Linked DNA regions of Homo sapiens: region 2 is linked to region 1. Evidence: chromatin loops called from intact Hi-C (ENCODE). Cell type or tissue: heart right ventricle. All regions are shown on one strand. Links, peaks and the distances in the headings refer to the core of each region. The heading gives the core; the rest is flanking DNA.

Evidence for each region. A loop is a pair of places that touch in the nucleus more often than their neighbours do. Peaks named below come from ENCODE experiments on the same cell type or tissue, not always from the same donor. Only the 100,000 strongest peaks of a DNase experiment are listed, where the experiment ranks them.
Region 2: a loop joins it to region 1, with 2.5 times the contacts of the local background. A loop is called at or near these places in 8 of 110 quality-filtered maps.

What each region holds. Positions count from the first base shown.
Region 1 is chr4:75,947,675-75,964,534 of GRCh38, reverse strand. SDAD1 (SDA1 domain containing 1) reads left to right here. Exons shown (of 22, transcript NM_018115.4): 14 at 324-400; 15 at 3,227-3,324; 16 at 3,431-3,507; 17 at 4,343-4,469; 18 at 6,594-6,688; 19 at 6,827-7,017; 20 at 7,126-7,210; 21 at 8,399-8,560; 22 at 13,738-14,620. The coding sequence ends at 13,785. Among named protein-coding and RNA genes, the nearest start is that of NAAA, 15 kb to the right of the region's middle. In heart right ventricle, for the core only: no CTCF peak of the experiment used is centred there; no DNase peak of the experiment used is centred there; H3K27ac peaks cover 870 bases.
Region 2 is chr4:75,807,522-75,824,381 of GRCh38, reverse strand. USO1 (USO1 vesicle transport factor) reads right to left here. Exons shown (of 24, transcript NM_003715.4): 21 at 15,331-15,429; 22 at 13,843-13,950; 23 at 12,007-12,222; 24 at 10,096-11,176. The coding sequence ends at 11,087. LOC105377284 (a long non-coding RNA gene) reads right to left here and starts at 1,865. Exons shown (of 5, transcript XR_938891.2): 1 at 1,302-1,865. In heart right ventricle, for the core only: no CTCF peak of the experiment used is centred there; no DNase peak of the experiment used is centred there.

The DNA of each region.
Region 1 (16,860 bases), core at 5,705-13,704:
AGAAGTTTCTTTCAGACAAGTTGTTTAGAATTCTGATTTTCTTTAATAAGCAAATTTTGTATAACTAGGGGAGGTCAAGAATATTAGTAAATTTATAGAGTAATTCCTTTCTTTGATTTAGTCTGAGGATAGCCAAGAAAAACACTGAATTCCTAAGTGGAGTGTTTTCTTCTGTCTTCCTTAATCTTGATTACTTCCAATTCCTAAACTGAAGGTGGAAGGCTGGGTTTTCCACTATGAATAATCTATTGTCCTTTCATTCTTATGTGTTTGTGTATGCAGACATTTAATCAGCACCCATCTCTTTTTTGTTTCCAATTCAGATTATTCAATCATTGCTTATGACTGTGGCAAACAATTTTGTTACCGACAAGAACTCTGGAGAAGTCATGACAGTAGGGTATGTAGAATCTGGTTGGAGGCAGAAGATACATTGTTTAATGGACTAGATTTGCTATAAGTTACCAAGATGTAAGATTGTAGCTGGTAGTATCACCTCTATAAAATTGGTTTAAAATATATTTCAGTCTTTTTGGGAGGCTTGATAATTTTTTTATTGGTCAGAATTTTGAGAAGGGAGCCAGAGAAAAGATACTTTTCCTTCTAATTAGCATTTTTGTTTTTTAGCAGTTTTACTTTTACAGATGAATAATTGATTAGCAAACTAAGTGCTTTTCTTCTGATCTCCCACCGTAAACTTTGTACTGCTAATAAAATAAATATTTGGCTCCTAGTTCTGGAGCTGGGAAGTCCAAGGGCATGGCATTGGTGTCTGTCTGGCACCTGGTGGGGGCCTCGTTGCTGCATCATTGGCAGAAGGCACAAGGGGAAGAGAGCACAAGAGCCAACAGAGGGCCAAACTCACTTTTTTATAACTCACTGGTGATAAGGGACCTTCTCCCAAGATAACAACATTAGGCCTAATCACTTCTTAAGAGTCTCTCCTCTTTGAACTACAAACCACTGCTCAACAAAATAAAAGAGGATACCAACAAATGGAAGAACATTCCATGCTCATGGATAGGAAGAATCAATATCATGAAAATGGCCATACTGCCCAAGGTAATTTATAGATTCAATGCCATCCCCATCAAGCTACCAGTGGCTTTCTTCACAGAATTGGAAAAAACTACTTTAAAGTTCATATGGAACCAAAAAAGAGCCCACATTGCCAAGACAATCCTAAGCCAAAAGAACAAAGCTGGAGTCACGCTACCTGACTTCAAACTATACTACAAGGCTACAGTAACCAAAACAGCATGGTACTGGTACCAAAACAGAGATAGAGACCAATGGAACAGAACAGAGCCCTCAGATATAATACCACACATCTATAACCATCTGTTCTTTGACAAACCTGACAAAAACAAGAAATAGGGAAAGGATTCCCTATTTAATAAATGGTGCTGGGAAAACTGGCTAGCATATGCAGAAAGCTGAAACTGGATCCCTTCCTGACACCTTATACAAAAATTAATTCAAGATGGATTAAAGACTTAAATGTTAGGCCTAAAACCATAAAAACCCTAGAAGAAAACCTAGGCAATACCATTCAGGACATAGGCATGGACAAGGACTTCATATCTAAAACACCAAAAGCAATGGCAACAAAAGCCAAAATTGACAGGTGGGATCTAGTTAAACTAAAGAGCTTCTGCACAGCAAAAGAAACTACCATCAGAGTGAACAGGCAACCTACAGAATGGGAGAAAATTTTTGCAATCTACCCATCTGACAAAGGGCTAATATCCAGAATCTACAAAGACCTTAAACAAATTTACAAGAAAAAAACCCCATCAACAAGTGGGCAAAGGATATGAACAGATGCTTCTCAAAAGAAGACATTTATGTAGCCTAAAGGCACATTAAAAAATGCTTATCATCACTGGCCATCAGAGAAATGCAAATCAAAACCACAATGAGATACCATCTCATACCAGTTAGAATGGCGATCATTAAAAAGTCAGGAAACGATAGGTGCTGGAGAGGATGTGGAGAAATAGGAACACTTTTACACTGTTGATGGGACTGTAAACTAGTTCAACCATTGTGGAAGACAGTGTGGCTATTCCTCAAGGATCTAGAACTAGAAATACCATTTGACCCAGCCATCCCATAACTGGGTATATACCCGAAGGATTATAAATCATGCTGATGTAAAGACACATGCACACATATGTTTATTGCAGCACTATTCACAATAGCAAAGACTTGGAACCAACCCAAATGTCCAACAATGATAGACTGGATTAAGAAAATGTGGCACATATACGCTATGGAATACTATGCAGCCATAAAAAAGGATGAGTTCATGTCCTTTGCAGGGACATGGATGAAGCTGGAAACCATCATTCTTAGCAAACTATCGCAAGGACAGAAAACCAAACACCACATGTTCTCACTCACAGGTGGGAATTGAACAATGAGAACACTTGGACACAGGATGGGGAACATCACACACCGGGGCCTGTCGTGGGGTGGCGGTAGTGGGGAGGGATAGCATTAGGAGATATACCCAATGTTAATGACGAGTTAATGGGTGCAGCACACCAACATGACACATGTATACATATGTAACAAACCTGCACGTTGTGCACATGTACCCTATAACTTAAAGCATAATAATAATAAAACAGTGAAAAAAAAGTCTCTCCTCTTTAAACCATTACAGTGGCAATTAAGTTTCGACATGAGTTTTAGAGGGAACATTCAAACCATAGAACCCTGGAACGAGTGATTTATTATTGAAGCACTCTTTTTTCCTAGGGCAATTTAGTAGCCCTTTTGGTTGATTAAAAAACACTTAATGAGTATAATCACTGGTTTAAGGATTGTCTAATCTGTCCTGATAAGTAAGTGATATGCTGAACAGCAGCTTTTTATTTTCCTTGGAAAATATTGCAGGATAATAGCCCTAAAGACTTTAACCTTTCTTATTTGAGCTAGTCCCATCTCTTCTTAGAGTTGGCAAGTAAATGCTTCTCTGATTTAGTGTGCCGGACACTGTTCCTTATTCCACCAGTAGAGGAAATGGCAGTAACTGGAATAAAAGCCCTCTAAGGCTGCCTACCTGACATTCTCTAACATGCTGCAGTTTTGGAGACCTAAGCTATATAAAACTCAACGTGTTTTCCTTTTGAGTTAATCTTTTTAGGAAGTCTTCCTGTGTTGAATCATGAAAAAATTGCTATTCGGGCTCTTTTAAACTTTGTTTTTCTTTTTCTAGAATCAATGCTATAAAGGAGATAACAGCTCGATGTCCTCTGGCCATGACTGAAGAACTTCTCCAAGACCTGGCTCAGTATAAAACACACAAGGATAAGAGTAAGCTGCATGTTACTCTCTACACACCAAAGAGTACAGTGTGACTCCTTTTTACCTCATTGTACTCTATGGGCCAGAATTTCTAATTAAAAGTATTATTTTACAGATGTAATGATGTCTGCTAGAACTTTGATTCACCTCTTCCGAACACTGAATCCTCAGATGCTGCAGAAGAAATTCCGGGTAGGTAAAGCACACTTATGTTGGTCTAAAGGTTATGGTCTCACAAACTGAGAGAAATTTCCTACAATTAGGATTTTAGTACTTATGATGCTTCTGTTATGATTACATGGTTATGATGCACACGGTTGTATTCTTTAAGCTTGGAATCAAATACCATGGCCCTGAATATTTTATAGTTGGCACATATTCATTGATGATGACTGTGTCTTGAAGACCTATCAGGCTGTTTCAGCTTGAAAGCTTTTAATGTTATTAACAGATCGGAATCTCAAAGATCAGTCAGTAGCTGATGCCAGTTTTGTGAACAGGCTATTGCACAGCCAGATACTACCTCTTTCAAGTTGGAAGGGAGGAGGGATGCATGTATGTAACAGAAAGAGAGATGACGTTTTTCAAGACTTAAAAAATTAGAGCAGTTACTCTCTAATAACTACCAGTGTCTTGATCTAGATCAAAACACAACAAGAAAATAGTGGACAGATTGCTGGCTGGGGATTTATTTTGACCTGAGACATAAGCAAACTGTTGCTGTCATTTGGTTACCAGCATTTTTTATAGTGCTCCCTTTTAAATTCATAATTTTGTTAGCTGGGTGTGGTGGTGCGTGCCTGTAGTCCCAACTACTAGGGAGGCTGAGGTGGGTGGATCCCTTGAGCCCAGGAGGCGGAGGTTGTAGTGAGCTGAGATTGTACCACTGCACTCCAGTCTGGGCAACAGAGCAAGACCCTGTCTTCAAATAAATAAATAAAATAAATTCATAATTTCAGAGACTACCTTTCATGATTAAGGTTTTATGATCTAAGCAACTTATTACAAACAATTTCTTTTCCTTTAGGGTAAGCCTACAGAGGCCTCCATAGAAGCAAGAGTACAAGAATATGGAGAATTAGATGCTAAAGATTACATTCCAGGAGCAGAAGTTCTGGAAGTTGAGAAAGAAGAGAATGCTGAAAATGATGAAGGTTGATTTTTATTTCACCCTTATTTTGGGCAAAACACTCCTGCAGTATCTGTGCAGACCTTTAAATTGTATACTATTTGAACATTCATTCAGCAGATATTTATTGAGCAATGACTATGTGCCACGCACTGTTAGAAGTATGGGGGATCAATTGAGCATGGTTCCTCCTCTTGCGGAACTTATGTTCTAGCATAGGAAATGCCTTTTCATGACCTTCGGGGTGGCTGCCGCTCATCCAAGGGCATGCTGTTTGGTGCTTGAGAAAGACAATGATCTTGTGTTTGTTGCCTAGAAAAAATTACGGGGGTTAGCCCTTAGAGGAATCCCCCAAAATTCTCCTTGTTGAAGGAGAATGCATGTTGAATTTGTGGGCAAATACTCGAGGAACTCCATTCTAATTTCCAGAGTCGTGTATTCTTCCTGTCCATTCATTCATTATTCAGCAAATCTTTTTTTTTTTTCCTCACGTTGGAGTCTCGCTCTTGCCCAGGCTGGAGTGCAGTGGTACGATCTCAGCTCACTGCAACCTCCATCTCCCAGGTTCAAGCGATCCTCCTGCCTCGGCATCTTGAGTAGCTGGGATTACAGGCGTGTGCAGCCATGCCTGACTTATTTTTTTATTTTTAGTAGAGATAGGGTTTCACCATGTTGGCCAGGCTGGTCTTGAACCCCTAACCTCAGGTGATCCTCCCATTTTGGCCTCCCAAAGTGCTGGGATTACAGGCGTGAGCCAGTGCACCCAGCCTATTTGATCAAAGCCCTCTTAAGCATTTGTTGTGAGCCAGCCACTGCCAATGCAAAGATGAATGGTATTATTTCTGCTCTAGAGGGCTTCCAAAGGGCTGAAGAATGAAGTGTTAACAGGATTTATGATTGGAGTGGGTGGGGGCATAAGGGCAGGAGAGCAGTCAGGTCCACCTCGGAAGTTTTTTTTTAGGTTTTTTTTTTTTTTTTTTTTTTTTTTTTTTTGAGACAGAGTCTTGCTGTGTCGCCCAGGCTGGAGTACAGTGGCGTGATCTCGGCTCACGGCAAGCTCCACCTCCTGGGTTCACGCCATTCTCCTACCTCAGCCTCCCGAATAGCTGGGACTACAGGCGCCCGCCACCACACCTAGCTAATTTTTTGTATTTTTTAGTAGAGACGGGGTTTCACCGTTTTAGCTAGGATGGTCTCAATCTCCTGACCTTGTGATCCGCCCGCCTCAGCCTCCCAAAGGGCTGGGATTACAGGCGTGAGCCACTGCACCCGGCCTTTTTTTTTTTTTTTTTAAAGGGCTTTGGAGAGATGGTGACTGATGAGCCAGGTATTTGGCAAGGAATGCTAGAATAGCAGAGACTTTCCAGGCAAAGTGTGAGCAAAGTCTTGAAGGATTTAGGGAACTAACTATTAGAATGTAGGATACAAGATGGAACATAGAAAGACAGGAGGCTTGAGATAGAGTTTGGTGACCTTTTCATACTTGGTTATGTATATGCCAGACAAAAGAGCTGGCACGTTCTCTTAAAGATCATAGGGAGTCATGGAAAGATTGCAGTGTCTGTGATTTAGAAAATTTAAACTGTGGTGGCTCCATTAAGAAGCCTGATACCTTTTTATTGAGGTGTCTTCAGGATTCTTTAACATCCCAAATATTCTACCTCAGTTGTCTGAATGACTAACTAGATTCTCATACGTGGGTAACACGCATAGGACAAATTAGATGCCTGCTGCGTGGCCAGGATAAATGTACAAGTGCAGTTTTGATGGACACAGTTGGTTTAGTTGAAAGAACATGACCCTAAAGGTAGACATGATTTTCATGATTTCAGTGTAGGATGCCTTTTTAGCGGTGTGGCTTGGGGCACATTACTAAACTCTGAGCATCTGTTCCTTTTCTTTGGAGTTATGAGGGTTAGAGAGAGTGATTGTAAGGTTTTGACTCATGGTAGATACTTGATCAGTGCCTATTTCCTATTCCTTAGATTAACTAAAGGCACATTGTTTATTTAACAATAAATATTGCTCAGTTCTTGGTTAATAATGTATCTGTTCAAGGTTCATTACTTTTCTGTTGCTTGCTTCATCTCAACTTTATGTTGAATGTGCAACATAAAATGGCAGTAGTGGGTTTGCTTTTTTCACGCAGATGGATGGGAAAGTACCAGTCTCAGTGAGGAGGAGGATGCTGATGGTGAATGGATTGATGTGCAACACTCTTCCGATGAAGAACAGCAAGAAATCGTAAGTCTGAAAATTTCATCTTATAACCTGGTGTTTATTAAGACGTAATTTATTCTGGGCCTTGTTGGGAGGCTACAATTTAAATGGCTGAGCTCTCACTTGAGCTGGTAGCCATTTAAGCCCTTGTGTGGTTTCAAGTCCAAGAAGCTGAACAGCATGCCCATGGAGGAGCGGAAGGCCAAAGCTGCAGCCATCAGCACTAGCCGAGTTTTAACTCAGGAAGACTTCCAGAAAATCCGCATGGCCCAAATGAGAAAAGAACTTGATGCTGCCCCCGGGAAATCCCAGAAGAGGAAATACATTGAAATAGACAGTGATGAAGAGCCCAGGTAAAATGGCACATCCACTTTAGTACTTCAGTCAGCTCATGTGGTAATGAAAGCATCAGGAAACAGAATTCCATTCTTGTTTCATGTGTTATTTTTCCCTCACCCCAGGGGTGAATTACTTTCTCTTCGGGACATTGAACGCCTTCATAAAAAGCCAAAGTCTGACAAAGAGACAAGACTAGCAACTGCAATGGTGAGTGAGCATATCATTCCTAGTTTTTTAAACAGAAAGCAAATAAAATGAAACATAAGCCAGAACTTGTATAGCCACAGAATGGCAATTTTTAAAAATGTTTTAAATAAAGGTATAATTAACACAGAAATTAAAATGCACAGATATTAGATGTTCAGTTAGATGAGGGGTTTTGTTTGGGTTTGCTTTTGTTAGTATGTTTGTTTGTTTGTTTTTTGCGACAGTCTCTCTCTGTCACCCAGGCTGTAGTGCAGTGGCACAATCTCAGCTCACTGCAACCTCTGCCTCCTAGGTTCAAGCGATTCTCCTGCTTCAGCCTCCTAAGTAGCTGGGGTAACAGGTGTCTGCTACCACGCCCAGCTAATTTTTGTATTTTTAGTAGAGTCAAGGTTTCGCCATGTTGGCCAGGCTGGTCTCAAACTCCTGGCCTCATGCGATCCACCCGCCTCAGCCTCCCAAAGTGCTGGGAGTATAGGCATGAGCCATTGCGCCCAGCCAGTTAGATGAGTTTTGACAACTGTATATAGCCATGTAACCACCACTCAAAACAAGGTAGAGAGCACAGGAAGGCAGTATTACATGTCTGTATTGTCAGGAAGCCACTATATTTATCAAAGCTAAGAGAAAAGTAGGAATGTGTTTACAGTCACCAGTGAAAAGCCAGAGCCAGTTGGAGTCTGCCTGTGGCTAGTGCTGTGGCTGCTCATGTCTGTGTCCTGCCTACATTTCCAACATCATTTTCTGTATCTCCACTTGTTTGAGACACTGTCCCCTCCTAGTTCCACCTCATCCTCTGTCTTCCATGTGTCCTTTCTCCTCCACACCTTTGTGTGCACTGTCCCTTCTTCCGGAAATGCTCTGTCTTTCCCCTCCTTTCCCTTACCATGAATGCCTTCATCCTGCAAAAAAAAAAAAAACAAAAAAAAAACAGTCTACCTGTCTCCCTTTCTAGGAAGTTCCCCTGACCTCACCAGGCTAAATTATGACTTTTCTTCCACCGAGCTCCCCTTGCTCTGTTATAATACTGTATGGCCATTTCTTGGTCCCAAGGAGCAAAGACTGTGTCCTGTCCATTCTGTGCCCTTGGCACCTAGTAGAGCTTCTGACACAGAGGAGACATTAATGTTGATTAGATGACTCCTAAAGTATGTTGTTGAAGAAGAAATATCAAACTTTTTGTTCTGGTAGGCTGGAAAGACAGACCGAAAAGAATTTGTGAGGAAGAAAACCAAAACAAATCCATTTTCCAGTTCGACAAATAAAGAGAAGAAAAAACAGAAGAACTTTATGATGATGCGGTATAGCCAGAATGTCCGGTCAAAAAATAAGCGTTCCTTCCGAGAAAAACAGGTGAGTTCCACTTGAAGCTTGGGTGGCAAGAACAGCACTGTAATTCCAAGACAGCTTTACATTTGAGACGGACTTGCGCCTTCTGAAGACTGGGCATTATTGTGTGTGTCTTGGGAGCATTGTTGGAGAGCATTGTTGGAGAGTTCCCATTAATGGGAGCATTGCTGGAGAGCATGGAGAGGTGAGAAGGATTCAGGGTATGTAAATCCCAGACCTGACTTGATTGAGACTCAGCTGTGGGACCAGAGGGGAATCCATTTTCCTCCAGTATAAGTAAAGGAATGCAAGCTAGATCATCCATGAGGTTCCTTCCCATGCTAAAATTCTCTGACATTTGATCTGTGAAATATAATATCAAAATTAATTGAATAACTTTTTAGTGCCAATTTTATGCCTGGTTTTCTGAGACAGGGTCTCACTCTGCTATCCAGGCTGGAGTGCAGTGGTGCAGTCACAACTCACTGCAGCCTCATGGCTCACTGCAGCCTCGACCTCCCAGGCTCCAGTGATTATTGCGGGATCTGGCCAGCAGCCCGCAATGCAACGGGGCTCTTTCTTTGTTCCCAAGTGGAAAGGCAGGTGGAGAAATAAAAGACACACACAAGATAGTGAAAGTTGGGTCCAGGGGGGTCACCGCCTTCTGGTCCTGCGATGCTGCCAATGCACTGGATATACCACCATTTATTATTAAGTTTAGTGAGAGTGGGCGTAGGTTAGTGAGGGATTTAGGGTCGTTTGATTATGAGGTGAGATGGTCACATGGGGATGAAGTAATTCTTTAACATAACATTGGTATGCAGAAGTACAGTATACAGAGATAAGAATTTACAATATAGTGTGTGCATCAGCAATTTCTAACAGAGCCTTAAAACAGAAACACAGTCTATCCATAACCTACGTTTAGCAAGATATTAATCAGCAGTAACAGTTGCAGCAAAAACTGGTTGTAAACAATCAATAGAAACAGGACGTGAAGCTAGACAACTGGTTAGACCACAAATTCTCAGAAGGTAGTATGCCTTACTCTTGAAGAGACCTACAAGAGCCGTGGCAAGATAAGGGCGTTTATAACCCTATCTTATCCATATGGACAGGCGCCCCTCATGCATCCATTTATAGGCTCTCCACAAGGGTCACATTCCATTCCCAGAGCTATGAACATCTGCTTTTCTGGGATAGGAATCTTGGTGATGTGAAACCTCCCTGACTGCACGTCCGTTCATAGGCTCTCTGCAGGGGGAAGCACATCATGTGCTGTTGGCTCATTCTGGCAGCCCAACCTGGCATTGTTTTTACACAATCTTGCATGCAATTTTGTATTTACAATAATGAGGAGCATTTCATCTTTTATTCTGTAGCAATAGATTCAGGGGGTCTCCCTACAAGTGATCCTCCCACCTCAGCCCTCCAAGTAGCTGGGACTACAGGCGTCTGCCACCACACCCGGCTAATTTTTGTATTTTTTGTAGAGATGGGGTTTTGCCATGTTGCCCAGTCTGGTTTCAAACTGCTGGACTCAAGCAGTCTGTCCACCTCAGCCTCCCATAGCGCTAGGATTATAGGTGTGGGTACTTTTCTCTTTTTTTTTTTTTTGAGACAGAGTCTCGCTCTGTCACCCAGGCTGGAGTGCAGTGGCGCAATCTCAGCTCACTGCAAGCTCTGCCTCCCGGGTTCACGGCATTCTCCTGCCTCCACCTCCCAAGTAGCTGGGACTACAGGTGCCCGCCACCACGCCTGGCTAATTTTTTTGTATTTTTAGTAGAGACGGAGTTTCACCGTGTTAGCCAGGATGGTCTTGATCTCCTGACCTCGTGATCTGCCTGCCTCGGTCTCCCAAAGTGCTGGGATTACAGGCGTGAGCTACTACCGCGCCTGGCCCCAGGCGTGGGTACTTTTCAAAACCCAATAATTTTGTGTGGTGATATCTCAGAAACAGTTTCAGAAAAGCAATGCAAAATAAATAGTGTGTTGGCATGATCCTTCCTGTATGTGCCCTTTTGAAAGCCCTGATGTTTACAGGCTTTGGGATTACATTTTATCCATTCATGGCCTTTGAATGGTAATCCCATGCTACTTAGGCAGCTCATTTATTTCAGTTATTCATTGTGATAAAACAAGTTTATGCTTTTGTATCTTTCTCTCCTTGTGGTGTAGCAGTGTATCTAAATATCATTCTGAAGAATTGCCAGGATATCAGCTCTGGGTTAAACAGTCTCATATTGTGAATCAGTGTTCCTAAATAGCTAGCCAAGGATCAGCCTGCCAGCACTGAATGTAACGGCCAGCCCTCTAGGGCAGTGCTGTGTCTGTGGGTTCCAAGTCAGTATTCACTGAATTAAGGTACCATTTAGCTCTCCCTGTTGACTCTTTCTAGTTCTAAACTGTGTTCAACAACATCATTTAAATAATGACGGCATTTTTAATAGAAGCTGTTGAAACTGAGGTGAAAGGAAAGGTGCCACTTAGGATTTTAAGTACTCTAAATTTTGCCACATTCTCCTAAAATTATAATAGGATTGACTTAAATCCATTAGTCTGTCCTTCACTGGCCCTTAACTAACATTTCAGGGTTGAGGAAGTATTAATTACCCTGTTGGTAGGCCTTGTTTCATTATAAGGTTTCTGTGAGCTTGTTATATTTTAGTTAGGGCTCCCCCCACCCCTACTTCCTTTGTTTTTTAGCATGCCTTTTCTGGCATGAAGGGAAAGCCCAGCTTTGTTCCTTTCAAGCACCTCGAGTCATAAAATAACTCTCAAAGATTGAAGAATCTTTTTGAGAGTAAATTAAGATTTCATTGGACATATGCACTTGTTGGTTCAAGAATGTTTTTTCTTGTTCTCCAATTTTCTTGTCATTTGGAACCTGATATTAATCAGAATTTCTATGTGTGTCCCTTTGCCCTGTATTTTCTTCAAGATCTCTTCATTATAAACATAAACTTTTAAGTTCCTGATTTTCTCTGTTCTCCCCTTTAGACCAGTACTGTTCAATAGAAATATAATATGAACCACATATATCACTTAAAAATAAACAAGTAAAAAAAGAGGAAATTGTAACAATATATCTTATTTAACCCAGTATATCTAAAATAGTATTGTTTCAACATGTAGTTCAACATATAAAAATTATGAGTGAAATATTGTACATTTTTGTTTCTGAGCTAATTGAAATCAGCATGTCGTTAACACTGCAGCACATCTCAATTTGGACTAGCCACATTTCAAATGCTCAGTAGTCACATGTAGTTAGTGGCTACCCTATTGGACACAACAGTTACAGAGCATCCCCAAAACTGCCCTGTGACCCCAAGGGCCCTGTGAGAAAGGAGCATCACACTTCACACACCCCCCTACCCTTTGGTGATATTTCAGTGTCTTAAATAAAGGAATCTTACCTGGCTTGAAAGTGTACATGAGGTCTTACTGTAAATTGTTAGAATATGAAGAGGTGACTGGGATGAGACTAGAAGAGGGAAGTAAAGCATACGATAGGGAAGGAGAGGAGGATCTTGCAGTAAAGCCTGTAGAAAGATAAAAGAAGAAAAGGGGGATATACCTGTTCCTTTTCTTTAATTGGTGGCATTTGAAGGGGAAGGAACTGAAATATGTGTGAGAGTAGGCTGTGCTTTGCTACAAAGCTTAATGAGTGGAAGTAAATTCCCATAACCAACATTAGCTAACACATTTAGTTCTTAGCATGAGACTTCACTATTCCAGGGCTTTCCATTTATTAACTTGTTTAATCAGTATACAACAGTATGTGCAGTTACTGTGATTAAACCAATTTTGCAGATGAGGAAAATAAGATAGAATTAGATGAATCTGGAAAATACCTCCTTAGCCAAATTAAGTTGAAATGAACTTACAGATTTTTGTTCTGCCTTAAGTATCCCAGCTCTTCTGCTTTTCTGCAAAGACATACCAAGACCCAGGTGTGAGTTAAAGGCAAAGAGTCAACTGGAAATCATAAAATCCAAAAAGTTTGAACATTTGTATGTAGAGCCAGGTAACTTCTACCCCGAAACTGTTTTAGGTGTATCTTGTTAAAATTTAAGCTAGAATTTTAAAATAAAAATTAAATAAAAGCTAGAGATTTTTAAAAGTTTCTAGGACAAAGAATAGTACTTGGGAATTAATGGAATAGTATCCATCACAAACTTAAGATGTATACATTGGTCTTGGTTAACTTTAATTTTGGTTTATTTTTGATCATCTTTAATACTATGTTTGCTTTCTTTTGACATGTAAAACTTTATAAGGGCTTTTGTAGGTTTGCGTCAGACACTGATCCTTCAGTCTTCTTTTTCTCTAGATGTTAAATTCTTCACCTTCCAGTTCTACCCTGGGGATCTTGAAGAACCCAGCCTCTGGTTAGAGACAAACTCCAGGAGATGAAAGCCTAGACTGAGTCTCATTATGATATACAATTCACTGCTTTCATTCTTCATGTTCACTTTACATACTTCCAACACAAAATAATTAAACAAGTTAAAAATTAGAGCCTGTATTAACTAGAATAAATATTTTGCCATAAGCTACAATTGTCAGGGCTTCAATTTCTGAGTTAATATCTTCATGTTTGAGCCATTATAAAGGGTTAGTGTTAGCATATACTTAGAACATTTTCTTAGTAAGGTATCACTTTTCTTTGTTTCAGATTTTATATTGATAGAGTTATCATAAATCTACACAAGTGCTGAATGCCATTATAAAATCTTTGAGTGATCCATACATGCCATATTTAGTGGAATATATGTGATATTGGGAAAGGTGATTGATTATGAAGAAAAATCTGTTTTCCTGTTACTTTTAATTTAGACAATGTATTCCATCCACAACTCCAAAATATTAAGAGCCACATAGACCAAATAAGTATTATTTATTATCCCTGGAGACAGGGATAATAAATAGTAGTCTCTGCATTCCATAGCTGCTCCTGTTTTGAGCTTATGCCTCCATGAGTTGGGAACAGCAGTCAAGAGTTTTGCATATTTCCTAGCAGTAATATGCCCCATCCTCGATTCAGATGTGATCTGTTTTGGAATATTTTATCATTTATAGTTTTTCAGGATGGTGTATTGACTTGGTGATTCCTTTTTAGTAAACTTTCATGTAACCAAATTCGTATAATAGGGTACCCAAGAGTTATCATGTTTCAATACTTTTTTATCTTACAGTTGGCACTACGAGATGCACTTTTGAAAAAGAGAAAAAGAATGAAGTAACTTCCTGGCAAGTTTTCCATTCCTAGAAGAATGCTAAGTTTGTGTCCTTGCTCTGAAAATTGGTAAATCAAGCATGTTTGTTTACATTAAAAAGTCCAGACACACTGTATTGTGAAAACTGCTGAACATGTGGCAGCAATTTTGTGTTTTTATTTTGGAGACGGCTAATGGTAGGAATGTTAATGTAAATAGTGGTGGTAATGTAAAATCATTTCATTTATCATTCATGCAAAAAAAAGTATGTATTGAGTGCCTATTCATTGTCACTGTAGATGCAAAACGAATGAGCTGTAACCCCTTCACTCAAGGCATTGACAGCTTAGCTGTGAGGGTGGACACACATATGTGTATTTACAGTGCAGTGTAAATAGTTCTGTAGTAGAGGTTAACTCCATATTTCTGTGAGGTCACTGAGGCCTTATGGACTAACTCTGTGAGGATAGGAGTTATATATTCTTATAAGACAAAACAAAACAGGACAATGTTACAAGAGTAAGAGGTTCTTACTTGTACATAGGCTTTCCTGCTGAAAACAGGCCCCTGCTGTACAGATTTTGGGTACATAATTTAGCTCTTTTAGTCAATCCAAGAGATTTAAGTGACCCCCCCCCCCCCGTGTTTTTTTTGTTTTTGTTTTTGTTTTGAATGCCATGTAAAGGCTTTTTGGTTAAGACCTCACTTTTAAAACTGCCTTAAGTATAAATAGTACCTTTGGAATATATTTAGTTCATCATTTGAGCTGCCTTCATACTGGTTTCCTCAGCCTTCCTTCAGCCTGTAATATTTTCAGCCCACTGTTTACCTTGTCTCAATAAAAGGTTTCTAATGCCAAATACGTACCTTTGTATGTGGAGTGGTGTGTGGTGTTCTACGTTCCACAGGCGTGCTACATCCATTTCAGGGGACAGTCTGTTTGCATGCAATTTTTTGCATTTGGAAATAGTTTGGTGCCTTTTGCTTCAGCTTTCTCAGATAATGTTGTGGTAGATGTTACCTCAAGTTAGAGTAAAGGGCAATTTTCTGCACTCAGAAAGCATTTTCTTTTTTATTTATTTATTTGTTTTTTTTTTTTTTTGAAACGAAGTTCACTCTTGTTGCCAAGGCTGGAGTGCAATGGCACGATCTTGGCTCACCACAACCTCCGCCTCCCAGGTTCAAGCGATTCTCCTGCCTCAGCCTCCCAAGTAGCTGGGATTATAGGCATGCGCCACCACGCCTGGCTAATTTTGTATTTTTGTTTTAGTAGAGACGGGCTTTCTCCCGACGTGAGGTGATCCCAGAGTGCTGGGATTACAGGCATGAGCCACTGCGCCTGGCCTAGAAAGCAGTTTCTAAAACCAGTGTTCTTATTTCCTTTCCAGTTTCTTCTGTTCACTTTCTACATTCAACTTCAGTTTTATTTCAATGAGACTTAGAGACTTTCCCTAAAATGCCCCAGATTGCTGTTGGGGGATTAGTCAAGTCACCAGAGTCAAGCCCCAGCAACTACAGTGCTTTACAGGAAGTGTTCGATGCAAATTTGTATATTTTAGACCGGAAACTGCTCCTTTTTTTTTTTTTTTTCGCATTTTTGAACTGGGTGTCTCCTCCTGTGTCTGGATCCAGAAAGTGAAAAAAATTCAATTCAAAATAGCAACAAGTTTTTATAGCTTTATTGTGTGAATTGTGATGGCGCCTGGAAGTTTCATCCTTCCTCTAGATTTTCCCACTCAGATACCAAGAGACCAAAGTCCATTCTGTGTTCTGACTTCTGTTCTTCTACTGTGCCCTCACCCTCTTCTTAACTAGCCTTTCTTACATGCAAGACAGAAAGATACAGTATGTGGTTTATAAATGCATATTCTGAACTTTTATTTCTTTAATCCCATAGTATCTTATTTCTATCTGATTCCTTTTATTGTTTTCCAAATCTTCTCTTGAGAATATTTTGTTTGCTATCCATTTGAAGATGAGATTCTCAGAAGGGTGAATGCTTCATTAGAGGGTAGGTGAGCTTGCAAGGTGAATTCTACTTTGAAGAAGTCATCAGTGTCTGAACTTGAGCTATTTAGTCTCAAATTTTGTCAACATAGAGAATGAAGCCATTCAGGGATGAACTTAACTTTGTCCAGGCTCATAATGTATAAAAGTGGTATATAAATCCAGAATGCTGATATATTAGCTATATGATCTCAGCAAGTGACCATGGTTAATATAAATGTTATTTCTTCAAAGTCTAATCCTTTGAAAATTTACTCTGTATAGACTTGCATTGCAACTCCATTTCAACTAGAATGTTTACTCAGAATATTCTGTTCTTTAAACTATTTTAGATAACACATTTTAAAACCATATATAGATAATATAGTTCTACCAAGTGACAGTCTTTCATCAATTGCTTATGTTCTTTTGAAATGTACTTTATGAGATTTTTTAAAAGATCTTAAATATGAATAAAAATATAGGACAATGACTTGTAGCCTTTTCTCTTACAAGGTCAAGGCTCTAGAAAGAACCTTTCCAATATTAGCAGAGTCTTTGGTCTGCACGTGTTTACAAATGCAAATAAAAGCAGAGAACACAGCTAATTTTGTACTCCTTAAATAGCATAAGCTTATATTTGTATAGACCATTTCTTAGGTAGTAAACTTATTTCCTTCTGTAGATTCTGCTTTCATGTTTTGTCAGTCCAATCCCAGTGTGAAGATGGTTGAATAAAACTATCATTTATCCACATGATAGAGTATTATGCAGCCATTATTATAATAAGCATTTCCCATTGTAAACATTTCCAGTGTTTACAATGTCTTTTGTTCTTTTCAAAACAGGCTGTTCCTGTTCTTTTCTGCCAAGGCAGGCAGATCACCTTGTTCTTTTCCAGCCCAGGCTGGAGAGCACTGGAACAATCTCAGCTCACTGCAACCTCTGCCTCCTGGATTCAAGCAATTCTCCTGCCTCAGCCTCCTGAGTAGCTGGGACTACAGGTGCCCGCCACCACACCCAGCTGATTTTTGTATTTTTAGTAGAGACAGGGCTTCACCATGTTGGCCAAGCTGGTCTCGAACTCCTGACCTCAAGTGATCCACCCTTCTCAGC
Region 2 (16,860 bases), core at 6,166-14,165, 140 kb after region 1:
ATTGTCACAAAGGTTATGATGTGTCTTCAGACATTCCTTAGCAAAAATCAGAGGTAAAATTATTTTGGTTAGGGAGTTTAGTTTTACAAGAAATAAGTCAAGGTTTTCTTATTTTAGAGATCAGAACTAGTCGGGGTGGTTTTGGTTTATCTCAGGGTGCAAAGCTTTGTTTGTCCTGAATTTGATTTGTAAAGTGCTCAATCATGTTGGAAACAGGGTGAAGTATCAGCTTTTGCTTCTACAAGTTATAAGGTACAAGCACAGCAGCCAGGGCCCATCCCCATGAAAGGAAACAGTTAAGGAGGTCCCTCTGCACCAGACAGGCTTCCAGAAGAAAGTGCTTGCCACTGGCTGGACATGCTAAGCCTGGTTAAGCCTAACGACATAGCCATAGACTTCTATACTGCAGATTCCTGAGTCTCCGTGTTTGACCACTGCTTTTCATAAAGCATTTTCATGCCTGTTCATACAGCCAATCCCCTCATAGCCTGTGAGAATAGTTAACACTTATGAAGCACTTCCTCTATGTGCCAAACAGTTAATGAACCTTTGTTAAGCACCAGGCACTATTCTAACAATGTTGCATGTCAACTGTTAATCCACTTAATTCTCATACTATTCCTGTGAAGGTAAGGTATGATGATTGTCCCTGTGTTATGGATAATAAAATTGAAGTAATTTGCCCAAAGTCACACAGTTTGAAAGTGGTGGAGTTGGAATTTGATCCAAGGTATTCCAGCTCCACAGTCCATACTTTTAACCATTGTCCTAAGTGGCCTCTCCAGAAATGAGTGTTATTCTAATTTTACAGACGAAGGAATAAGCGGTTTGCAGAAATTATGTAACTTGCTCAAAGTCACTATTAGAATTATAATGCAGCCGGGCACGCTGGCTCACGCCTGTAATCCCAGCACTTTGGGAGGCCAAGGTGGGCGGATCACAAGGTCAGGAGCTCGAGACCAGCCTGACCAACATGGTGAAATCCCATCTCTACTAAAAATACAAAAAAAATTAGCTGGGCATGGTGGCGCGCACCTGTAATCCCAGCTACTCTGGAGGCTGAGGCAGGAGAATCGCTGGAACCCAGCAGGAGGTTGCAGTGAGCCTAGATCACGCCATTGCACTTCAGCCTGGGCGACAGAGCAAGACTCCATCTTAAAAAAAAAAAAAAAGAATTATAATGCTGAGATTTTATATTAGGTCTTTTGACTTCCCACCAGGTTTCCTTCAATAATGACAGGAGCAATAACAAAGTTAACACTTTCATATAGGGCTTACCATGTACTATGCACTTTACTTACATGGGCTCATTTCATCCACAGCTCTGTGGCATTCGTATTATTATTACTGCCAGTTTACATGAAGAAGTTGAGGCACAGAGAGGTTAAATAACTTGCCCAAAGCCACACAGCTGGAAAATGGCAGAGTAAGGATTTGAACTCAGGCAGTCTGTTCTCAGAATCTACACTCTTAATTATGACATCACACAGCCTCTCCATGCTGTACACTTGTGTTTCTCAGGGGGAACCAGTAAGGGAAAAGAGGAAAGGGAAGGACACTAACATTTACTGGTTATGCTTCTGTATCCTCTCATAGATTATATTATTGTTGACATTTTCACTGCCCCTCTATATCAGATGTGTCCTTATGGGATTATGCTTTGCATTGATATTAGTTTGGACATGACTTGCTTTGGCCAATGACATGTGAATGGAAATGTTGCCACTTCAAAGCAGAAGTTATAAATGCCACTGTGAGATTCTGCCATCTCTCGTTTGCCTCTGTCACAAGACCTGCCTTTCCCAGAGAGAAGTTGCTGCTTTTTTTTGAGACAGGGTTTCACTCTGTTGCCCAGGCTGGAATGTAACGGCACGATCTCTGCTCATTGCAATCTCTGCCTCCTGGTCCCAAGCGATCCTCCCACCTTAGCCTCCTGAGTAGCTGGGACTATCGGCATGTGCCACCACTCCTGGCTAATTTTTGTATTTTTTTTTTGTAGAGATGGGGGTTTTGCCATGTTGGCCAGGCTGGTCTCCAATTCCTGGGCTCAAGCGATACACCTGCCTCACCTTCCCAAAGTGCTGGGATTACAGGCACGAGGCACTATACCCAGCCAGAAGCTGCTTCTTCAGTGTTGGTCTTGAAATGAAGATTTGGAGCAGAGCCACAGCTGGCATGCCAAAGATATGAATGTGTACAAGAAGTACCTTTGGGTAAGCCACTGAAATTTAAGACTTGTTTGTTTCTACAGCATAACTCAGCCTAAGCAGACTTTTATGTGTGTATTAAAAGTTTAAGGCTGGGCGTGGTGGCTCATGCCTGTAATCCCAGCCCTTCGGGAGGCTGAGGCAGGTGGATCACTTGAGGTCAGGAGTTCGAGACCAACCTGGCCAACATGGTGAAACCCACTCTTAGGCCAGACGTGGTGGCTCACGCCTGTAATCCCAGCACTTTGGGAGGCTGAGGCGGGCAGATCACGAGGTCAGGAGATCGAAACCATCCTGGTTAACATGGTGAAACCCCATCTCTACTAAAAATACAAAAAATTAGCCAGGCGTGGTGGCCGGCGCCTGTAGTCCCAGCTACTCGGGAGGCTGAAGCAGGAGAATGGCGTGAACCTGGGAGGCGGAGCTTGCAGTGAGCCGAGATCGTGCCACTGCACTCCAGCCTGGGCAACAGAGCTTCTGTCTCAAAAAAGAAAAAAGAAATTCAATAATTTTAATCTTCACAATAACCCTATTAGGTAGGTATAATTAGCTCCAGGAAGAAACTAAGATTCTTAGAGGTTTTGTAATTCGCTCAGAAATTTAAAAGTGTAGGAGCAAGGGTTTAGGTTTCCTTCTTCCTAACATAACCCTTGTTTTGTTTATGTATCTATCACCCACCCCGAGAAGTGTGCTTTAAGAGGTGCTGCCCACTCACCTACTACACACCAGGAACGTGAGTGACTAACTGCAATTAGTCAAGGCAATCATGGTGGTTTCATTCCCTTTGACAGTAATAGGTTTGCCAGTAAATGGGTCTGTGAGCCAATTATGACCATAAAACAGGAAGATGCAAATTGAGGATCTGAATGCCAATCCTGCTTCAAATACAATTCTGTCCCTATCAGCACCAGTCACAGGTTTTGGTTGCCAGTAAAACTCATATGATATAACAGACTTCATTCTAATACTTCATTTGTTAACTTTATAGAGTGATACAATACAGGAATACGGAGTGCATAGTATCTTCATGTCGTCTGGAGGCTCAGAGACTACTATGTATACATTTTCTTGGCCTCCATCACCTTTCTAGGGTGTGTATAGCTCCTGAGGAAGATTGAAGTGCCCGGCTTCACTTGGTAGGTCTCTCATCAGTTGTCTGTCTGGGTGCCAACTCATAGCTCTCCCAGTTCACGTGGAGATCCACAGATAGGGGATTTCACAGCAAACAAGGCAGGTAGTCAGTTCCTAGCACAAAGCATTCCTCAACTAGCTTAACTTGGTAGTTGCCAAGGGAACAGTGCTGTGAGAAGGCAGACCCAAGGTCACCTTCCCAGGTAGACCTAAACATGTTCAGAGATGTTAACCCTTACTGATAGGCAGTCGGCTGGAAGCTTCAAGAAAAGATTTCCAGGCCCTCAAAAAGAGACACAGACAATAAAGTCTCACTCCTCTGGACATTTTTGTGTCTGAAGTTGATGCTTGGAACTACATTTTCCTGGCCCATTCAGTTTCCCACACTCCACTCTAAGACATCTATCTTTATAATATCTCCACTTTCATCAAATTTCTTCCCCAGTTCTTACTTTCAATGGGTATCTTGCTTCCTGTTTAAATTAGAAAATGGAAGCAATGAGATAAAATTTTGACACATTCCCACCACCACAGACCCATCAATTTCCTTTTTAATCCATATTCTCCACCTTCTCTCCTGTTACTACAGATATATTGTTTATAAACCAATCCAAGGTTTCCCTTGCCACTGTGCTTTAGACCTTATCCCCAAGGACGACTCTAGCACTGTAAACACCTCCTCTTTTCTAGCCAAACATTTCCATCAGTGTATTTCCTTTAGTATTTCCTATTTTAAAATATGTCTCCCTGTTGACCCCACATCCTACTCCAATTATTGGCTCATTTCTCAACTCTCTATGACAGCAAGATATCTCACGGGAGTTTTCTATGCTCATTTCCAAATATTCTAGTCTCACTTATTCTGAATTAGGTTCTCTGTTACTTATAACCCAAGTTACCTTAAATATTAAAATCTTTTAACTCAAAACTTTTTTCCTTTGAATACTGATTGTTACTATGACTCAAGATTATTAAATTGGGAGAAAGAGTGCTTTGATATGAGAAATTTGTCACTGAAATGGCAGCATATTGTTAACACCCTTCAAAAATGACCAAACAGAATAAAGATATGCTCATACCGCAACTTGAACAAGGAAGATACTGCTTTGAATTCAATATCTACATAATTTTTGTCATAATGTATTCATTTACTTGCCTTAGTATGAAAGTTTTGAGAGATTATGATTTAAGACAAATTAATGTCTTACTTTTGCAATGTACTTTGCAAAAGTACTTTGTGTACTTTTTCAACACTAGATGCTTTGTATTTATTAACAAGAAAAATACCAATTATATAAGATTAGAAAATTTTAAAGTTATTTAGATATATTAAATGAGGTTCAGAATCCTATTATCTTTATTATATGTTTATTCTGTATCTTTATTAGATATCTAATAGCACTTCTAAACCATAAGCAATCTCAATTATATAATGTGTTATAACTGATCTTAAATAAAAAAATAAACCTGAAATTTTATGAGTTTTCCACTGCATGAGCATATTGAATTGTGGCAATAACATGGTGAGGTCCGCAGGGTAAAACAATTCCTCCACCAGTTTTTTTCTTTAGAGATGGAGAATATGAAGTGTTTATGATAAAAATCAGAATATAAAAAAGAGCCTGAAAGGCTGCAGCAATGTAGGGAACTTTACAAGTTGAAATTTAAACTGGAGCGTCCTTGGGAGTCAAAAAGAACAGCTGCTCAAATACAAAACTGCTTAACAACAGCACTTGTGGAAAATAAGCAGGCAACAAGTCTGCAATGCTACAGTGTCTCCTAAAAAGCTACTAAAATGTTGGACTACATTGAGAACATGATTTTTTATTTATTTTTTTTTTTTTGAGATAGAGTTTTGCTCTTGTCACCCAGGCTGGAGTGCAATGGCGCCATCGTGGCTCACTGCAACCTCCACTTCCTGAGTTCAAGTGATTCTCCTGCCTCAGCCTCCTGAGTAGCTGGGATTACAGGTGCACGCCACCACACCCAGCTAATTTTTAGATTTTTAGTAGAGGCGGGGTTTCCATGTTGGCCAGGCTGGTCTCAAACTCCTGACCTCAGGTGATCCACTCGCCTCGGCCTCCCAAAATGCTGGGATTACAGGCATGAGCCACTGCACCCGGCCTGAGAACATGATTTTAACAGCCAACATTTACTGAGCACCTTACCAGCCTTGCTTCACATGGAGTAAGTGGCTTTCAGACAAGGAAAGTATTCAAAACATGGAGGTGATTGTCTTTTCTGCTCAATCTGGGTACAGTGTACACAGACAGAGTTTATTCAAGGAACCACCAAGGAACACTTGAAAAAGCAGGGAAGATTGCCTAGAGAGCAGGCACGGGGGTACCTACTTGCTGCTTAAGACTGCAGGATCATAACGAAGCAAACTACAATCAACAACAGGAAAGCAGATTTCATCCCAACACATAAGGTAGAAATTTGTAGTGGTAAAAACTATCAAAATTGTGAAAGAGACATTAAAAAGAAAGGGGGCAGGGTGCAATGGCTCACTGCCTTCCAACACTTTGGGAGGCTGAGGCAGGTGGATTGCTTGAGCCCAGGAGTTTGAGACCAGCGTGGGCAACATATGAGACCCCCGTCTCTAAAAATAAAAAATAAAAACAATTTAAAAAAGAAGATAACTAGGTACTATGTACTACCACCTCCTATATATTTGTTATTCATTGCTGCAGAATAAATTATCCCCAAACTAAGTGGCTTAAAACAATACACACTTACCATCTCCCAATGTCTGTGGGTCAGAAATCTGGCATGGCTTTGCTAGGCCCTCTGCTTCAGGGTCTCTCATAAAACTACAATCAAGGTGTCAGCCAGGTCTACAGTCAGCTCATGTTCTGCTGGGGCAGGAACCACTTCCAAGCTCAGTTAGTGGTTGTTGAGCAGGTTGATTTCTTTCTGAGCGGCTGGACTGAGGGCCTCAGTTCCTTGCTGACTGTCGGTGGGAGGCTGCCCCAGTTTCTTGCCAAGTGGCCCTTTCAGTTAGAGCAAGTGCTTAAGAGCCAGGAGAGAATACCAGGCAGATGGAAGAAGATGGACAAATATGAGAACTTTTTAGGCATTCAGACCAAAACTGAGGTAGTTATTAAAGATGAGTCTGAGCTGTCCTGTTTGTGCAATTGGATAAAAGATGGTGCCAAATTACTGAGATATGCATAAGAGAGGACCAGATATGGGGAGGAGAGGAACATGAATTTGATTTTTAACATTTGATACATGTGAGATGTCTGAGATACTAGAGACAACAAGTGGAAATGAAGGTCAGAGAACTGACCTGAACATACAAATTTGTAAGAGACTAATATCTAGATCGTGGTTGACAGCTTTACACTATTACATCTCTCTCTTTATACTGTTACATTTCTCTTTTTTTTTTTTTTTGTTTTTTGCCTTTTGTTTTTAAAGACAGAGTCTTGCTCTGTTGCTCAGGCAGGATGCAGTGGCGTGATCTTGGCTCACTGCAACCTCCATCTCCCGGGTTCAAGCAATTCTTGTATCTCAGCCTCCCCAGTGGCTGGGACTACAGGTGCACGCCACTATACCTGGCTGATTTTTGTATTTTTAGTAGAGATAGGGTTTCACTATGTTGGCCAGGCTGGTCTCAAACTCCTGACCTCAAGTGATCCGCCCGCCTTGGCCTCCCAAAGTGCTGGGATTACAGGTCTGAGCAACCACACCTGGCCATTGTTACATTTCTTATTGACTAATGTGATAGGTACTTTGACCTATTTAGTTGTCCATTTGCAAAGATCTCAGTCTGAAACTAAATAAGGTGGGTGGGGTTTCACACAAACCTTTGCTGTTAAACGTATTATCCCCTTCCAACTGTACCTCCCCAGTTCCCCTTACCCCTATGTTATTTTGAAAACATCTTGAGACTAACAATTAGGTTCAAGAAAATAAAAGTATGTGGCAACTTAATGATCTCTATATTCTGGTAGTCATGCCTTTGTGTGATGCCCTATCCTGACGGTGGGTAGGACCTGACTGGCTTCTAACCAATAAAACATGGCAAAAGTGATGGGCAATCTCTCCCATGATTGTGTTACATCATATGGCAAGGTGATGGATGTCACCCCCGTGATCATGTTACATTATATGAGACTCAGTCTTGCTGCCTTCATGAAGCAAGTGAGCATGTTGAAGAAGCCCATTAGGCAAAGAACTAGGGGTTCTAGGGCCATTAGTAGCTGAAGGCACACTTCAATCAACAGCCAGCAAAAAAACTGAAGCCCTCAGTTTTACAGTTATAAGAAAATGAATTTTGCTAACAACCTCAGTGAGTTTGTGGAGCAGATTCTCTCCCAGTTGGATCTGCAGATGAGTACACAACCTGGCTGATACCTTGATTGTGGCCTGTGACCAAGAGTGACATGACATACCACCTTGTGAAGTGCTGAAGGAAAAAAAGCCTTTTGCTCTAGAACAGTAAATCCAGTGAAAATATCCCTCAGACATGAAAGGAAAATAATTTCCAAGACAAAAGCTGAGGGATTTCATCAACACCAGATATGTCCTACAAGAAATGCTAAAGGGAGTACTTCAGTCAGAAAGAAAAGGATGTTCATGAGCAGTAAGTAACCACCTGAAGGTTAGTACACAGAAAAACACAGAATATTATAACACTGTAATTGTGGTGTATAAACCACTCTTATTCTACATAGGAAGACTAAATGATGAACCTATCAAAAATAGTAACTACAACTTTCCAAGACATAGACAGTACAGTAAGATATAAACAATAGGTTAAAAAGTGGGGGGAGGGCTGGGTGTGGTGGCTCACGCCTATAATCCCAGCACTGGGAGGCTGAGGCAGGCGGATCACCTGAGGTCAGGAGTTTGAGACCAGACTGGCCAACATGGAGAAACCCTGTCTTTACTAAAAATACAAAACTTAGCTGGATGGGGTGGCAGGCACCCATAGTCCCAGCTACTCGGGGAGGCTGAGGCAGGAGAATTGCTTGAACCCAGGAAGTGGAGGTTGCAGTGAGCCGAGAATGCCCCACTGCACTCCAGTCTGGGTGACAGAGCAAGACTCTGTCTCAAAAAAACAAAACAAAAAAAAGGTGGGGGGAAACAAGGTAAAGGTGTAGAATTTTTATTAGATTTATTCTTGCTTGTTTACACTCTAGAATGTAAGTTATATGAGGAAAGGGACTTTGTCTTTTTCACCGTTATATTCCCAATGCCTATAGTTGAATGATTTAATACGTTTTGCTATACCAGTGAAGATTACTAGTTCTGATGAGCATCATGAGACCCTTAACTGGTTGTAACAAAACTATGAAACATAAGGGTTTGCTTTTTCTATCAGCATAATTTCAGACCAGTAACTCAACCCATTAAAATGTGAGCTGTCACTTTACCTCTTTTAGTAACTTTGGGTACTCTTTTCTTTTGGAGGTGCTAGAGGTATAAACTACACTTGAATAAGTTTCAAATCATAAGGACAAATATGGTTTCATGCTTTATGATTATTGCTCCACTACTGTAGCCCTGGGCTGACCCAGAGGAAAGGGCATGTGCAAAAGCAAAGTGAGAAAGGAGAAAGCAGAATTTATGTCATCTGTCATGTCTGTTTGGAATGCTGTAACAAAATACCATAGATCAGGTGGTTTATAAACAACAGAAATTTACTTAGCCCAATTCTGGAGGTTGGGAAGTCCAAGATCAAGGCATTGGCAGTTGTGCTGTCTGGTCAAGGCCCACTTCCTCATAGACACATCTTCTCACTCTACTCGCACATGGCGGAAGGGCAAGGTGTCTCTTCAGGGCCTCTTTCATAAGGGCACTAATCCCATTATTGAGACCACTGTCCCCAAGACTGTATTGTCTTCCAAGGGCTCCAATTCCCAATACCAACACCTTAGGGGTAAGAATCTTATCTACTGTACTAAGGACTCCAAACTGTAGGCACCTGCCATAGCTCACTGTGGTGAAGATGGAGAATGGTGGGAGTGTGGGGTCGGAGAGGTAACAACCGGACTGGAGACAGAGACCAGTTTAGGATGCTCACCAGCAAAAAATTACAGCTGGGGTTGGGAAGATGTCCCTTTGGCTCTGGGCTGAACTGTGCAGCTATGAGGCCTCCTGTCTTCTCTACTACAAGCCATCCTGAGTGACTGAGTTCAGCACAGCAGCACTGATTCTGCTGATGTTTCTTAATGAAGATCTTTGGTGTTCTGTATTTACAAATTCTCACTCCTGATCCATTTTTCTTTAACCGTACGTTAGCCTGAAAGGTAGTCATTAACTCATGGTTCATTATGTGGTTGTCAACTTTAGGAAGACCTCACCTATCTGAGCTGGTCTGGTGACAGTAATATAGTTCTTTCTCTGATGGCAAGTGCCACCTTAGGATGGCAGTAGTGGTGGAACATGGGCACAGTGCAGCATTCACGAGTGCTCTGTAACACACAGCTGTCTCCTTCATCAAGACAGTGACCTTCCTTCTCTTTCAAAAGTTGTGTCCTATTCCTGACCCCAGAAGGCAGATAAATACGTTATTTTCTAGCCCAGGCTATCTTGTCTTTAAGTAAACCCACTTCTTCAACAGGAAATCATTGCCAAGAACTCCAGTGCTGAATTTAAAAACGTCCAAACCCTTTTCCAACCTCTTCTACTTCTGTACTTCTAACCCCCTCCAATCTTAGGGAATCATAATCATTGGTTTTAAAGAAGATTGTTTTTAACATTCAGTTATAGTTGTGTACCCCTAATAAGAAAAGTCGCCTCATCATTTTCACTTGCCTCATCTTTTATTAAGAATAAAATACTTTTAAGATGTAAACAAAGGGAACCATGACCAAGGATTAAGTCAACGTATCTATTTTTATTATGAAACATTAAATTTTGACACATTGCCTCATTTGCTTTTTTAAAATCTATTATCTGACTTAAACCTATTCAGCAAAAATGCCAATAAATTATATTAATCATACTTTGGGTCTTTTTAAAACTAGGAACATAATATGTTTTATGATAAACAATACTACTAAATCTGAGTTGTATGAACTGTTAACTTGAAATTTGTTTTAGATGTTTAGCTTAAAACAAAAAGAAAACCAATCACATTAATACACTGTTGCAAAAGTTTCTCCGGAATGCCCTCCACATCACTGTGTGTCAGCATCCTTCGGCTTCTTCACTGAGGTATGGAATGCAGCCATATGTAGGTGTCAAGGCACTCATTCTAAGCTGTCCTATCCTGCACATCTTAGCAATCACATTAGATGGAGGGCTGATGATATGCACTAACTCCCAACCCAGGCTATCTTGCTTTTAAATAAACTAATTTCTTTAAAAGAAAATCATCAACTAAGGACTCAAATGCTGAATTTAGAAATAATAATTCCAATTCAATACACATTCAATCAAATGTGTTAGTACTTAAAAGTCACAAATTTTGCAAAGTAAACAACGAATGAACTAAGGCAAATAGCATTGTCACCACATGCCTTAAAATGGTATATTTTTGGTGTTTGAAGCTCTTTGCAAATTACATTTTGGGACAGTTCAGATGGATTTAAATAAAAGATGTGTGTTCTACATAAATTCAGTTTTAAGGTTTTCAACATGGGTGGCAACATTACAAAAATATATCAATAGTCTTAATAGTGAATGTTTTCCACCTGGTTTCTAAATCTTTATTTTCCATGGAGGTAAACCAAAGTTTAGAGTCCATCTTCAGAGTTATGATATAATCTCTATTGTTCCTAGAGATTTGAAAACTAGATATGATCTAGATCCTTGCCAGGATCTTCACTTTCATCATCCTCATCCTCTTGGTCTCCAGATTCAAGTTCATCCTCTTCTTCAACCTAGAGGAAAAAGACGTATTTAATATTGTGAAAATCTGTTCATGTCACATTCAACATTTAACAATATATACTACTGATAATTTTTTTTTTTTCTGAGATGGAGTTTTGCTCGTTACCCAGGCTGGAGTGCAATGGTGCGATCTCGGCTCACTGCAACCTCTGCCTGCCAGGTTCAAGCGATTATCCTGTCTCAGCCTCCCGAGTAGCTGGGATTACAGGTGCCTGCCACCAAGCGCCCTGCTAATTTTTGTATTTTTAGTAGAGATGGGGTTTCACCATGTTGGCCAGGCTGGTCTCGAACCCCTGACCTCAGGTAATCTGCCCACCTCAGCCCCCCAAAGTGCTAGGATTACAGGTGTGAGCACTGTGCCCAGACAAATTTTGTATTCTAGTAACTACAGTAGAATATAAGCCATCTGATTTCTTTGATTTGATGCCAAGGCTCTCTGTCATTTCTAATATGAATGAGATATATCAGTTAACTTTGCTGATAAATGGCTACACCTCTTTACACACAAATCTGAAACAAACATGGCAAAAGATAATGACATGCTTGGGTGACTACAGTCTTGTTACCAATCAAATCAATTCACTTTCTAGGCTTACGGTCCAAAAGAAAATAGTCTGTAAGTACTGAAAACTGAACCTAATCTGTGTATTAAGTAAATTCAATGAAAACAGTGAAAACAGTATAGATGGTACCATATTCATGAACCCACATATCCATTCCTATAATACAGGCACAACTTTTCCATGTTACATTAAAAATCTTTTAAATGCATTATACTAAAACATAATACAAATCATTTTTGGAGACATTTTAATCTTACTGGATGACCAAGATCCTTGAGTTTATTCTTCAATGACAGTATTTTCTGATCTTGATCGGCCAAGAGCACCAAGAGATCATCTTGTTCTTTTTTAGAATCTGTAATTTCCAACTCTAGTTTGTCTTTCTCAGTTTGTAAAATGGCAATGGTACTATTAGATGAATCCAGCTGCTCTTTAATGGCAGTTCTTTCCTCAGACAGAGCTTTAATTTCATTCTAGGAAAAGAAAGGTGAAAGGCAGGAATCTAAAATTAGCACTCACTTTCCTAGAGTTTTTAACAAATAGTTTCTTTCTATGACAAATCACTGTACTTGTTCAACCTAAGGAATTTAGGGGTGGAGGTTAAGGGTACAGGAGGTTTAACACACACACTAACATGAATTTATTAGACTGTTCATCAAAAATGGTTATTGCCAAAAAATAGTTTAACATCCAAAAAATAGTTTTAGTTAGCTATCCCTGAAAAAACCTTTAAGAGACTTAAAAAAAACAGTACCATTTCAGATAATCAAAGGAGTAAACAGAAACACAAAGCATTTTACAGAAGAAGTCTGATTAGTACCAGAATTTTAGAACTCAAAGCTCAAGTTAAAAAAAAATTTTTTATCCCAACTTCAAGCATACAATTAAATGAAAATAGCTTCAAATAAAAATCTATGGTTTAAAAATAAAATAATTTGGCCACAATCCAAAAAGCACAATTATACATTATTTTCCTTATTTTCCTTAATGTGACCTCATTCCTTTCTTCATGCTATTTATTCTGATGTCTCTGTCACACAATAATATGCTGACAGGATTTAATGTGCCTATGTTCCACGGCTTATGGAAAGCCTACATGTGGCTTGTGTATTAGCTAAATTTGTACTCCTTGTTTTGTTATTGTGATTAGATGTTGATCTTAAAAAGAAAACACAGGCCGGGTGTGGTGGCTCACGCCTGTAATCCCAGCACTTTGGGGGGGGCCAATGCGGGCAGATCACCTGAGGTCAGGAGTTTGAGACCAGCCTGGCCAACATGGCGAATCCTCGTCTCTACTAAAAGTACAAAAATTAGCTGAGCATGTTGGCAGGTGCCTGAAATCCCAGCTACTCAGGAGGCTGAGGCAGGAGAATCGCTTGAATCTGGGAGGTGGAGGCTGCAGTGAGCTGAGATCATGCCACTGCACTCCATCCAGCCTGGAACACAAAATTGAGACTCTCTCTCAAAAAAAAAAAGAAAAAGAAAGAAAGAAAACAAAAATATTTTCAATAAATTTTACTTTTATAGTACATGCATATGTATGCTTATCTTACATATTATCATTATTTGAAATAGTATTTTAAAAGCTTCATTTGTGGCTGGGTGCGGCAGCTCACACCTGTAATTCCAGCATTCCAGCACTTTGGGAGGCCAAGGCAGGTGGATCACGAGGTCAAGAGATGGAGACCATCCTGGCCAACGTGGTGAAACCCTGTCTGTACTAAAAATACAAAAATTAGCTGGGTGTGGTGGTGCACGCCTGTAGTCCCAGCTACTCAGTAGGTTGAGGCGGGAGAATTGCTTGAACCTGGGAGGCAGAGGTTGTGGTGAGCCGAGATCGCGCCACTGTACTCCAGTCTGGTGACAGAGCGAAACTCCATCTCAAAAAAACAAAACAAAACAAAAAAACCCAAAACAAAAAAAATTTTCATTTGTGCCATCTTAAATCATCAATATAGGAGTGAAAATGTTGTGAGATAAAATTACACATCATTAGCTTTCTTCATAAATCTAAGAATTTGAAAGATATATAAAATTTCCTAGAGTTCATTTCATATCATATGCAGTAAATAAAAGTTGCACCAAAAACAAACCTTTAACTCTTTGGTCTCTTGTAATAATGCTGACAGTCTTCCTTCTACATCAGTAGTTTTGGTGGCTATTATAGTCTCGGTCTCTCCTTGTACCTCAACTGATTTTGCCTGAAATTAGAAATTGGAAAAAAAGATGTCTCTTAAACATTACAATCAATATGAACTCCCAAAGGGTTATTTAATTTTTTTGCCATTTTGATATTTTACTTTCACTAACAGAAAATATAATTCCTTATGTATTTATGTGCAACAAAGTGCTCTCCACTGTCAGATGAGCTGTTCCCACATGGAAGAGCATCAAATCTCATAAGAGTACGAGGAAGGCTGGGCTAAGGTGCCTCAAGGTAGGTAAGCCCAGAAAAGTAATCAGCAAGGCAGCTCTAATGTAACTGTAACCCAGCATTTAATAAACACAGAATATTTTTCAAAGCCTTTCCTTCATAAATTTCCTATAAGTCCATACTACCACCCTAGATAGGTAGATAAATTGAGCCAAATATCATTATTAGTGAAATGCAAATCTTTTCTCAAGTGCTAGAGGAGACACTCCTGAATAACAGTTTTTCAGTCTTTCCTTGTCTTTTTTCTAAAATACTAGGAAGTCGGGTAGTGACACAACAAATATCTAAAAATGTGGAAGTAGCTTTGGAACTGTGTAATGAGTAGAGGCTGTAAGAGAGGTGCATGGTAGACAAAGCCTGCATTACCTTGATGAGACTGTTGCTAGAGATATGGACATTAAGTGATTCTGGTGAGAGCTCAGAAAGAAAAGAGCGGAGTTGGAAAGAAGCTTCATGGTCATAGTGAGAAGAAGAATGCTGGCAGAAATATGAATGTTAAAGGTGCTTTTGGTGAGGTCTCAGATGAAAACTAGGAACATGTTACTGGGAATCGGAGGAAAGGCAATCCTTGTTATAAAGTGGCAAATAACTTGGCCAAATAGTGTTGCAGTGTTTTGTGGACAGCAGAACTTGTAAATAATGAATTTGGATATTTTACTGAGGTTTCTAAGCAAAGTGTTGGAGTGCAGCCTGGTTTCTCCTTGTTGCTTAAAGTTAAATGTGAGAGAAGAGAGATAAATTGAAGAAGAAATTGCTAAGCAAAAAAGAATCAGAATTAGAAGATTTGGAAAATTCTCAGTCTACCTATATTGCAAAAGTATGAGAAGGAATGTTCTGGAGAAAACAACAACGGTTTCTGAATATTTTATGACAGCAGAAAAACTGCCAGCTTGGACTGAAGGGACAGAAATAGAATGTAATACCAGCAAAATAAACTATTAAGTAACTGAATAAACTAATCTGGTGAGACTGACTATAAAACGACTGTCACCATGAACATGAAGCCTATGTTACTAGAATACCGGCTAGTAAGTAATCTAAAGAGAAGGTGCTATCTGATGAATTTGTTTCTTTTTAATTGTGGCTAAGAAATAATACATCAACCTTGTCTTTATTACCTTCCAGAGAAAAAAGAGAAAATACTTACAAACGCTTCTGTTTTCTGTAACAGTTCCTGCTTTTCTGTCTGTAGTTTGGTGATCTCCACAGATTGTGAGTTTAACTGAGACTTTAAAGTTGCCAGTTCCTAAGAGACAAAAATAGTTGAGTCATAACATTAAATGGTATTAAATTCATCAAGGAAATATTTACAGGGAGACATTTAAAAAAATGATTTACAACCTCCTACTTTTAAAATCTAACTCTAAAGAACTATTCTTGAATTTTGGGTTCAAGATGGAAAATTCAACACATTCATTTACCTCTGCTCCCTCCTGAAATCCCATGCAAAAAAAAAAAATCATAAAAGACAGGAAGGGAGGGGAGAAGGAAGAAAGAAAGGAAGGATGGGAGGGAGAGAGGAAGAAACCTACAAAAACAAGAACAGTAAGAGAAGAGAGCAATATAATTGGGGAATTTTGAGAAAGCAAGTAACAGTGATAACTAAATCAGCACACCTGAGAAAGCTGAAAGCTAGGATGACCACTGAGAAAGTTAAGATAGTACCTGACTTACAATGAATGCATTAACTACCAGAAAGGTTAGGAACTGGTATCATTAGATACCACTGGAAGTACAGATAAAAATGAGGTTAAAAACTGCAGGCCTGGTTAAAAGACTATTTAAGAAATAGATCATCAGATCCCTGTCTCAATCTTAGGCATCAGGCAACCGTTCCTCCTTTCCTGGATGAAGACTTGAGGTTTATTATGTGGCTGGGCAAAACAGGACATCTTTAGACTAGGGACCACCAAACACAGATGAAAGCAGTAGTACTATAATGAAAACCAGGGTATTAATTGAAAGTTTTTATTAATGTTGAATTTCCAAACTTCTCACCTTCTCCTCCCCCAAAAAAAGTACAGGAAAAGAAAGGCAATTATAACAATGGCTCTCAGCAGGAGTGATTTCTCCCCATATCCCCCCATCCCCGAGGACATTTGGTAATGTCTGGAGACACTGAGTAAGTGGTGGGACAATGGCAAGTAAAAGGCTCTTTTCTTTTGGTTCTCTTTAAAATTTCTATCATGTACATTTGTGGCTTTTCTAATTTATTTTGTTTAGTTATTAAAATGAGTTACAGTTTTCTATATATAGTACTTTACTATATATTATAAAAAACAAAACTGTCACTTAAAAAATACATATATTTTAACAATCTAAAGTTTATAAAAGTAAATAAACTGGAGAAAGTAAAAAAACTAAAAGGCAATTCTCTTTTTATAAAAATATCTAATTAAAGTTTCACTGGGAAAGATAATTAAATGGCTTATTTTTACTTAGAATTTACAAACTAAGGCTATATATTAGTAACTTAATTCCCTTTAATTTTAATACAGTTCTAGTATAGGTACACTTAATAAAACCAAAAGAGCATATTAATCTTCCCACACAAATAAAACATTGTGAACAAATATTGGAGACCTGAAAATCCTCAAATGATAAGTGATTCTTTTTTTAAAAAGAGGTCAGATATTTAGAATCTACTCTGAGGTACATGGACATTATCAAAATAAGA